Linked DNA regions of Homo sapiens: region 1 is linked to region 2. The links are chromatin contacts, found by Hi-C in ENCODE. All regions are on one chromosome and are shown on one strand. The core of a region is the stretch at or near the end of the contact, and the rest is flanking DNA. Distances in the headings are between cores, read along the strand shown.

Region 1 (5,701 bases), core at 340-2,839, 5.1 Mb after region 2:
CCTCATAGCAACTACTTTGGGGAAGGGACTTTACAAACATCTGCCCCAAGGCTGGGTGACAGCTGCATATCTGTGCAGTGTTTGTACGGGGCATGCAATACTTTACACACTAGCAGGGACACCTGCAGCATCAGTAGGTTTCTGGTCTACCAAGAGCAGTGTGATGATGCACTCCAGGCCAGCTGGGGTGGTTGCTGTGGCGAGTAACATTGTTAATTCTACCAACACAGGGGGCTGATGGGTAAATGACACTGTTGGCATCAGCAGTGGGCATGGTGTGCTAACCCTTAACACTGTGCCAGGTGGGGATGTTGGACCCAGTGGGGATTACAGTTTTGCTATCTGTGTGTAAGAACAATGCTCAGAACAGTGTGCAGCATGGGTTGTGCAGTGCACGACAGGGGCATGTGTGAGCACTCAGCAGATTATTGGAACTCCTTGGAAAACTGGACCAAGACCTCCAAGGCAGAAGGGTGCTTGGGGATATCACTGGAACTGTGAAATAACCATACATAAAAACTAAGACATTGTGATCAAAGTACATAATGTGCTGGCTAGTTTTTATTTTTATATTGGTTTATATTTTATTTTGTTTCCCATCTCTTGTCACTCCAACTTATTTGAAGCACTATTGTCAAGAATGACATTTTAAAGCATAATTTGCTGGCCAAGTTACAAATACTGCTCACCCTTGCTTCCACTCCAAACAAACAAACAAACAACAGCAACAACAAATGCTCCCATTTTCTATACTATGTCCAACATCCTCTAGTCTGCCATCTGCAAGCCTTCATGAGTGGGTAGTTCCAGGGATATTTCTCATTAGTCTCTTTCACAAACAGGTCCAGCAAAGAGAATTACTGACCCTTGCTCTCACGCTTTCTGCACTCTCCTGGCCTTGGGACTGTGCTCCTTTTGTTTACCTTCTCTCATTTTTTCTAGCTCCAATCCTGCCGGTCCTTCAGGGCTCAGATCCAATGCATGCCTTCCACAGTGCCCTTCCCACACCGCTCAGCTGGATGCAAACTCTTCCTTTTCTGTGGCTCCTTGTGTTTTTTTTATGAGGTTTTACCACTTTCCATCTTCTGCACTTATAATTTGTATGCATGGGTCATCTCCACTTATTAAGGATAAACCCCCTGCAGGCTGAAGCTTGGCCTGATATAACATTGCTTTTCTGGGCAGGACCAACCATGTGTTAGGGAAAATATTTATTCAATAAAAGAAAGAATAAAAACCAGCAGAAGGAACATTTCTATTTTTTTGCTCCTCACCACTGCCTCAGGGAGAACTAGGTGAGGTGTTTTGGGGTAGGAGAGAAGGGAGAAATAAGTGAGCTACCATATTTAAAGGTGACTAATGCTTTCCAAAGGAAATGAAAGCTTTGCAGTCATTACTATTTTGCAAAGCTTTATTTTCCCACTTAGGGGAGAGCTCTTCAATTTTGCAATCTGAAAAATAACTAAAAGCAACCACCACATGTAAGGCGGTCCCCACGGTCTCAGGAACTATTTTTAGGTCATTTGAACATGGTTTCGGCGGTGAAATGCTTCTCCAGCTCAGCTTCAGTGCCGTTTTCCTGACTCATGTTCGTTTCTCACGCTCCCTCTGGCCCGAGCCCATGCTCTTTACCTCATTCGTGTTATGCCATTTCCCCATTTGACTGTCCAAACTGGCACATCTGACAGTGGGCCCATAGCCACTTCCCTAAAACGTCTCCATGGGTGTCTGCAGTTTGTAGAACTTCATGGCCATCTGTGGCTGTGAGGAGCCAGGGGCCCTGGAAACTGCGTAAGGGTGGGGTTGGCAGGCACCAAAGAGTCTGAGCTCCTCTAACCAGGGCGTGAGCAGAAATAGAGATGCTTCCATCAACAGGATCACATCAAACACCCTCCTTTAAGTGTCTATATTTGATTTGTTCTAGCAAAAATGGGGCTTAGTGGACCAAATACCAACTTAGCATTTTTCATGAAGGACGAAATCCCAAACCACCTCAGCTCCCCACTGGGCACTGGGGCTCACCCAGTCACGTTCCTGCTGGTGACAGGTCTCCATCCCTTCCCTCCACTCCCTTCATTACCAGTACTTTAATGTCTAATCCAAGCACATAGAGCTGGGAACAACACGTGAAAGATTTCAAAGTGCAGAGCTAGGTCAAGCTTTGTGCATGCCCATCCATCCAGCATTTAGCTGAATGGTTTTGCACACACTGGGAATTGAACAAATACCTGGCCATGTAAACACAGTGGAAAGACAACTGGATTTGGAGAGAGGAGACCTCAGTTTTAGTTGGCTCAAGTACCAGCTTTGCATCTCTACCCCACCTCTGCCATATGACCATGGGCATGTCATCTACCCTACTGGAGATTTAGTTTTCCAATGCTAAGTCATCTCTAAGTCACCTCCCATTGTTCACACTCTCTGATTTTATTTGTGGATTGACTGATGTTATCATCAGTTGGCTAACATCAACTCCCCTGAGTTACCAGCAATGCCACCAACTGGTCTACCTGTCTTGTTCCTCTTCAGTCTAATGTCCACACTTCAGCCAGAATCATCTTTCTAATCAGCTTTCTTACATAAACCACATCATTTCATTCCTCTGATTATAACACTTTTCTACAGAAAAGCACTTGGTTTAAAAGTCCAAACGCACTAATGTGGATTTACGACCTGGCTTTACCCTGTCCTCCAATTCAGCCATACCCTCAGCTCCTCCAGCCCTTTGCAGATGCTGTTTTTTCTGCCTGAAGGTCTTTTCCATGTCTCTTTTGACCTATTCTTATTCATTCCTTGGGCCTCAGCTTAGACAGTGCTTCCCTTTAAGAAGCCAGTCCTGCACATCTCTCTGTGTGCCCATAGCATCCTGGGCTTATGCCTATTACAGTCCTATCACCCTGTCTCCCACTGTCTGTTATGCTCCTCTTTCCCGGACAGCCTCTAAAGGTAGCAGGTTTCCTGAACTTCACTGTATCCTCCATATTTTAGCACAGTGCCTGGCGCTGGTGAACCACTGAATGGATAACGATGCACTTGTACCTGGCTCCCATCCTGTGGCATTTCTTTCTCCAACATCCTAATTACCTGCATCATGGGGACACCCGCCCAGGTACTGACAAACCAACCTCCTGGCCTCTACTACTCATTTTTATAGCCACTACAATTTTCCCCAATAACAGCAGTGGCCTTAGGTGCTTTTCATCTTCTTCATCCCCAAAAAGGAAAAGAAAAACAAGGGTCAGATATGTGAACTGAAAATCAACTTACAAGTCCTTAGGTAGAAGACATTAGTAAGTAAAAGGTAATAACATATATATGAACTACCAGATTTACACTTGGCAATAAAAGAGTAAGTTAAAGACCACCAAAAAAAATACAGCATACAAATTCATGTGTATAATCAGCTAGATTCCACTTTGCTTCTCTTCAACACATGCAAGAACAACAACAACAAAATCTTTATGTGTCTATACTCTTACCCCAATCCAGGTCCCAGATACTCTGTCTTTAGGGATATATTCCTTTGTATTAAGCCAGATATGGCAAACACATAGCATATATCTTACCACTGTCCATTGTCATGCTATTGAAAGTCATTGCCAAATAATCACACAACTTTTTCTTGGTAATGCCTCAGAATCCTTTTCAACAGAGTGCTCCAGACATCAACTATCAGTAGGACCCAAGCTTAAGCCTCGTTCTCTGAAATTCCCTTTGTTAAAATGTAAAGGCTTCAGAGGCTGAAGAACAATATAGAGCACTGGAGTCTGGGGGTAGATTTATTGAGCAAGTGCTTTCTTTAAGATGGGAGAAGAAAGATTTGGGTACTCAGGGAAAGAGGGGCACAGAAAGGTGGGAGGGGTAGACACCACAAAAGGGAAGGAAGGGCTAGGGAGAAAACAGCAGATGAGGTCTGGGCACCAAGTTTATTTGCTCTAAGACAGAGGCTGGTCGAGTCCATAAAACAGGCACTGCTAGAGCCCATGTTCTTTGGAATGCACTCTCTCTCTCTCTCTCTGCGCTTCCATCCCTGACAGAGCACTGAACTGAACTAAACTTCCCCGCATATAGGGATCGGAGGGTTGTCCAGATTGTCACACATGAATAGCTTGTGTGAGTCTAGAGAAGGAACACTGATTAGCTTCCAATCTGCAGGTCTTGTGTTCAGCAAGCCTCTTTCTTTCAGAAGGAACAAAAGCATGGTGCTAGATGAGAAGGTTATAGAATGGAAGAAAAGTTTCCCACTCACTGGGTGAAAGGCCAAGCACGTTCCCTTGATTATAGACTATTGGGCAGCGTTTCTGAAAATGAGTATTGCCAGGTGGTTGAATGACGAAATCTAGGCCAGCTACAGAAATCATCTCCCATGCAATTGCCCAAATGCCTTCTAGGAGCTCTGATGCCAGCTGCTGATGCAAATAAGCCCATAATGAAACAGGCAACAGGAGTGGACAAACCTAGCATGCTCTGCCCACTAAATGACTTTTCAGGTAGAATGTAGTTAGATGCCTCAGATCCCTCAGCCATTCAAGCATGTTCATTGAAGATAGAACCAAGGAGCAACATTTTCTTGGGAAAGCAAGATGAGTGGCTTTGCAATGATTAATTCTTCACGAGAGAGAGAGGGGAAGTTGTGACTTGCTGTGTATGTGTGTGCACACCTGCATGTTTCTGTGCTTGGGAGGTTTCCATGAGCATTAAAATCAAACAATAAGAATGCTTCTTACCTGGAAATGTAAACATGATTAAATCCTTATTAAACCAAGATAAAGGGATTCTGACAGAACAGTACACATTTCTGGAACTTCCCTCAGGGTCTTGAACGACAAGCCTAAGTTGACTTTCTCCATGTAATTCTTACCGGCTGATGTAAGCAATGCTGGCAGCAGCCAGCAAGGTGAGTCCTGTCTTCTTTGATGGATAGGAGTGAGGCCTGAGGACGACTTCAGCCAATGTGATGGGGAATATGAAAGTGTGCTGCAGGAGAGAAAATGGCAAATCAGAATGGCAGGGTGTCCAGGGTGCCTACAGTGCCCATAATTCTCTGTTCCCCTTCCAGTCTACCTCTTACACACTGCTAGATGAAGCTTTCCAGGTCATGCTCCCTAGATGCCCAAGGACCTACCGTGGCTCCCTCTTACCTACCACATTAGTCCAAACTCCTCTGTCTGGCTACCAAGGACTTTGCAATGTGTCTCACCCTCTCTCTGGTCCTGCTTATTGCCCACTGCTCCCCTCTCCCTACTTTTTTTTGGCGGGGGTGGGGGGTGGAGATGCAGTCTTGCTCTGTCACTCACCCAGGCTGGAGTGCAGTGCCACGATCTTGGCTCACTGCAGCCTCTGCCTCCCGGGTTCAAGCAATTCTCCTGCCTCAGCCTCCTGAGTAGCTGGGATTACAGGCATGTGCTACCAAGCCCGGCTAATTCCTGACCTCAAGTGATCTGCCCGCCTTGGCCTCCCAAAGTGCTGGCTTGGCGGCTTGGCGTAAGTCACCGTGCCTGGCCCTCTCCTAAAACACACACACACACACACGCACACACACTCATGCATACTCTCATAAACATTCACACATTCATGCACAAACATGCACACTCGCACTCAAGCATATATAGTCATGCACATCCATGCACTCACACACACATGTTCATGCATACTCTCACAGATATTCACACATTTGTGCACAAACACGCACACTAACACA
Region 2 (5,039 bases), core at 1,386-3,885:
CTTACTCTTAATCCTATATGGGTATGTTATATATGTGTTATATAAAATGCCATCTGTCATAAAACAAAACATTTTATTAAGAAGATTTTTTTTAATTGTACATTCTGCAAATGATCAAATTCTGTAAGCTAAACCAGAGGTCCTCAGAATGTGGCCCCAGATCAACAACACTGGCATCACCTGGGAACATGTTAGAAACACAGGTTCTCAGGCCTCACCAGACACACAGGAGCAGAAACTCTGGGGTGGGGTCCAGCAATCTGCATGTTAACAAGCCCCCCAGCTGACGCTGATGCCCTGAAGACCACTCTAGCCTGAAGACCAATGTCCTAGGGTCACCATGATCACAAGGTTCCTGATTGGTCCATTTGGAATATTTCTAAATGCTAGTGCGATCCCTGAATTATGATTCCTTTCATTTCCAGGTCTTTTGATTCTCAAGAATCTGTACCCCTGTCTTCAGATGACACTGTTTCTGCAATAAAGCCAATGTTTGTGGCCCTGCCCAAACTCATATGTTGAAATCCTAAGCCTCAAGGTGATGGTATTAGGAGGAAAGGCCTTTGGGAGGTGATTAGGTCATAAGAATGGAGCTCTCATACATGGGATTAGTGCCTTTATAAAAGAGGCCTAAGAGAAACCCTTCGCCCCTTCCACCATGTGAGGGCACAGCCAGAAGGCACCATTTGTGAACCAGAGGCCCCTCACCAGACACTGAATCTTCTAGCACCTTAATCTCCAACTTTGGACCTCCACCCTCCAAAATGGTGAGAAATAAATGCTTGTCATTTAAGCCACCCAGTCTAAGGTATTTGTTATGGCAGCCAGAACATACTAAGACCATTTCCCTGCCACAGCTGCCCACAGCTCTCTGCTAGGTTTTCTGCTCCCTGCCCTGCACTCCTGGACTCCTCCTCCAGTGTCAATCATGACGCACTTTGCAGGGAAGGAAGTTCTCACCCTCAATTGCTCTCCTCACTCACATATGTTCAGAGCTCTCTTTACAACTGCTGGAGCACTCACATATCCCAAGGGAAAGCTTCTGTGTTCCATCCTGGACCTTCTAGGGGCTACCACGCTTCCACCAGGGCCGCTGCTCTCACCATAAGCTTCAGACTCTCATCTCCCGAGATCTTGCTCACAGCGCAGCTGCCTTCCGCTCACACAGGCCAGAGGGGCCACCTTGTCTCTTCTTAGAGCAACTTCCCACCACTCCCTTGGGGCTCAACCTTCGCTTTATGTTCTGTAAAAGCCAGCAGTTCTCAAACTTGAGACTGCATCAGGCACACCTGGAGGGCTTGTGAAAATCCAGAATGGTGAGTCCCGCCCCCCAGAGTTTCTGATTTAATAGGTCTTGAGTAGCCCAGAATTTGCATCTCTAACAAGCCCCCAGTGGAAGCTGAGGCTGTCATCTTCCCAGGCCGCACTTTGAGAACTGCTGTTGAAAGCCATCATCACTGAACTTATTTGCAGAGGTACCTAAAAATAATCAATCCACAACTGTTCCTTCTCCAAATGACCACTCTCTGATGTCTATCAAGAAATCCAAATTATTTACCAATTAATTTATTGGTAATTATGTTCCACCTATTTCAAAAAAAGTTTTGAGCTAACTCTAATTTTTGCTTAGCCATCAGCAGAAATAGTAAATTTACCTAGTGCATTCAGAAAAATGCTGTTCCTCCCAGGGAAAATAGTGTTTTCTATTGCTCCTGAAATCTGCTGACCTTGGCACTGACTCTGGTCCTCTTACATTAAGGTGAAGCTGGGGCGGGGTTGAGGAATCAAGACTGAGAAACCTTGCTGTCCTGCAGCAGAATAGAGATACATGGAAGAAGGAAGACAGAATCTTGGCTTTGAAGAGAAAGTGAGATGTGATGTCAATGATCCCACTAACACCAAAACCAGCAAACCAGCCTCCTTAAGGGTGGCCCCACCTCCCCACCCTTCCTACTTTTTCTACCAAGCCAAACCCAGAAATAGAACACGGCTCACTTCTCAGGGCTATTGCCTCTGCCTCATCTCCAGAGACCACATCTGCAGCTCCCAAAACAAGGTCTGTTCTGCAGCTGGACAATTCACTGCTAAAATCCCAAACCTAAGAGCAGAGCCAAAGCCAGAGGAGAGGAAAGTGACAATAGGGCCAAAGCCTCATTCCAGATTCCAAATGTCATTCTGTAGCCCTCGTGCTATCAACTGCTGCCTGCTGGCTGCAGCCAGGTCCCTGGGTCCATACACAGCCTGCATCAAGAGCCTGCAGAGACTCGGGGGCTGGAGATGGGAAACAGATGGTGGCCTGCGCTTTGTCTTTCCCAAGTTTACAGCCTCACCTGGGGGTGGAGGCTGTTCTGAGGGGCCCCCAAGAGGTAAGTTCACGCATCACTACTGACCCTCTCCCTGTGAAAGCAGAAAGTCAGCACGCATCCTACCCCAGACCAGACCAGCCACACCTGTAGATTCAAGGTCCTGGGGGAACAGTATTCAAATGCCTCTGCTCTCAGCCTTTTACTTCTGACTGTGGTTCCCAGCGAGTCTAAAATTTGAGAAGTGAAACTGAACATCCAACTGCCTTGGTGAGGGGAGAGGAAGAAATTTTACAGGCTTTTTATTGGCCGGTTATTTTTCTGTGTGTCCCATACAGGCCCCCACCATGAAGGGTTTCACAGCCACTCTCTTCCTCTGGACTCTGATTTTTCCCAGCTGCAGTGGAGGCGGCGGTGGGAAAGCCTGGCCCACACACGTGGTCTGTAGCGACAGCGGCTTGGAAGTGCTCTACCAGAGTTGCGGTAAGCCCTTGCAGTACACCCATGTGTGTTTATGGGGAAAGCAAGGCCCACAGATGTGAGCCGCTAGTGCTCAGTTGGAGTTGGGGTGGGAGGGGAGAGGGGACCAGCAGCTGAACACTTTCTCCACCTGCAGCAGGTCTGGGAGGGCCACTGGGAGCTTTTGGAAGAAGGAGCGGTGGGGCCAGGACTGGGAGCGGAAGAGAATGGCAGAACAACAAAGAGTACAAGAAAGAGAAATTGAATCTAAATATAGCCATTTACTAACACCACAGAACCCAAAAAAGAACAAAATGATCAGTGAGTCTACCAAATCATCAAACCTCACCAGCTGAAAATTAGGAAAAGCAGCTTCCAGTAGGCCCTTCCTCAACACCGTACACCTGGGCTACCTTTCCATCTGATGTACTTTGCAAGTGAAGTGAAAAGATCACTTCTGCCCAAAGAGAAGATTCCTGTCCCTCTCTGGACACTTTCAGAGCTTTCACTGCAGCAGTAGCTCTCATGAATTCAGCAAGCACTTCGCATGCAGCTATCAATGCCAGGGTTTCTCAGTGCTAGAGATAATAAAAGTGCATATGCCAGGCCTGTCACCCCAGCGGGCCAACCCAATACGCCAACAGATAATTGCAATTCAGTGAAGAGAATGCAGTGAACTGTGGTAAGAAGTGTCAGAACCAACCAATCGGGCTGTGTCTTAGTCAGCTAGGGCTGCCATAACAAACCACCACAGGCTGGGGACTTAAATAACAGATTTATTTCCTCACAGCTCTGGAAGCTGGGCTGGTTTCTCCTGAGACCTCTCTTCTTTGCTTCTAGGTGGCATCTTCTCCCTGTCTCCTCATGTGCTCTTCCCTCTGTGTACATCTGTGTCCTCATCTCCTCTTCTTATAAGTACACAATCATATCAGATTAGGGCCCACCTCCATGGCCTCACTTTAGCTTAATCAGCTCTTTAAAGACCCTATCTCCAGCAGGGCATGATGGCTCACACCTGTAATCCCAGCACTTTGGGAGGCTGAGGAGGGTGAACCACTTGAGGTCAAGCATTCAAGACCAGCCTGACCAACATGGAAAAACCCTGTTTCTACTAAAAATATAAAATTAGCTGGGCATGGTGGCACGCGCCTGTAATCCCAGCTACTTGGGAGGCTGAGGCAGAATTGCTTGAACCCAGGAGGTGGAGGTTGCAGTGAGCCAAGATCGTGCCATTGTACTCCAGCCTGGGCAAGAGGAGCGAAACTCTGTCTTAAAAAAAAAAAAAAAAAAAAAAAAGACCCTATCTCCACATACAGTCACATTCTAAGATACCGTAGTCCCCCCCCAGTCTGCTAGGAATACGTTCCAAGACTCCCAGTGGATGCCTGAAATCATAGATCGTTTTGAACCCTACATATACTATGGTTTTTGGACCCAATAAATGAGACAGCTACTAAGTGACGGACAGGCCGGTAGTAGAGACAACATGGATATTCTAGACAATTCGTGTTCCTGGTGGGCTGGGCAGCACGAGATTTCATCATGCTACTCAGGAGGATGCTCAATGTCAAACTAATGAATTATTTCTGGAATTTTCTATTTAATATTTTTGGACTGCAGTTGGCTGAGAGTAACCGAAACCTTGGAAAGTGAAATCTTGGATAAGGGGGCTGTACTGTACTGGGGGTTGGGACTTCAATACATAAATTTGAGGGGATGCAATTCATCCCATACAGGGCTCCCAAGTGGGGAGCAACTCAGGAGCCCAGCCTCAGGATCACATCTGCTGTTAGAGGGACTGGCTTGTGCAAACGCATGGCATTGTGATATCTGCCACTTTGGAGGGAGATGGGGGCAAAATGCCGTTTGAACTACAGGAGATGGAAAAGAGAAGTTGATTAAGCATCTGAATTGGCCTCACTCTAAGCTGGGGAGTGATGAGGATGCAGTGCTTGAGCAAGTACCTGATCCTACAACTGCCACCCAAAGAGCTGCCCAGAGAGGTCCAGATGGTCACTCTAGTCACCAGGGCCATTTGTTCAATTTGACCTCACTTTTAAAAATAAGGGACATTGAAGTGCACACACACACAAAAATTAAAAATAAGTAAAAGAGAATGAACGACTGGATGCTGGAAGTGCTGATCTTGTCACTCTAGGTTTTCCCATGGCGTCAGGACCACTAGTATCCCATTCATTTTCAGTGCAGGATGAGAAGCAAGATGTGAGATAAATGGACTGGTCAGGGTTGGTTTTTCCAATTCATCCTTGCATAAAG

Evidence for each region. A loop is a pair of places that touch in the nucleus more often than their neighbours do. Pooled maps may share reads with other maps.
Region 1: a loop to region 2 is called in a map with no recorded cell type, with 35 times the contacts of the local background. The contact joins the enhancer-like site here to the promoter of LY86 in region 2. A Hi-C loop is called at or near these places in 2 of 37 single-sample maps with no recorded cell type and 2 of 50 pooled maps.

Annotation. Positions count from the first base shown.
Region 1 is chr6:11,730,707-11,736,407 of GRCh38, forward strand. ADTRP (androgen dependent TFPI regulating protein) reads right to left here. Exons shown (of 6, transcript NM_032744.4): 4 at 4,862-4,977. LOC124901258 (a long non-coding RNA gene) reads left to right here. Exons shown (of 2, transcript XR_007059452.1): 2 at 1-541. Among named protein-coding and RNA genes, the nearest start is that of ADTRP, 45 kb to the right of the region's middle. RefSeq lists enhancers at 1,382-1,681, 1,962-2,051. Within about 2 kb of position 1,590, at least 17 of the 41 ENCODE cell types and tissues checked have a DNase peak (open chromatin) inside an H3K27ac peak, as active enhancers do.
Region 2 is chr6:6,586,085-6,591,123 of GRCh38, forward strand. LY86 (lymphocyte antigen 86) reads left to right here and starts at 2,636. Exons shown (of 5, transcript NM_004271.4): 1 at 2,636-2,786. The coding sequence starts at 2,651. All of the region lies in intron 1 of LY86-AS1 (LY86 antisense RNA 1), which reads right to left. RefSeq lists enhancers at 933-1,022, 1,033-1,162.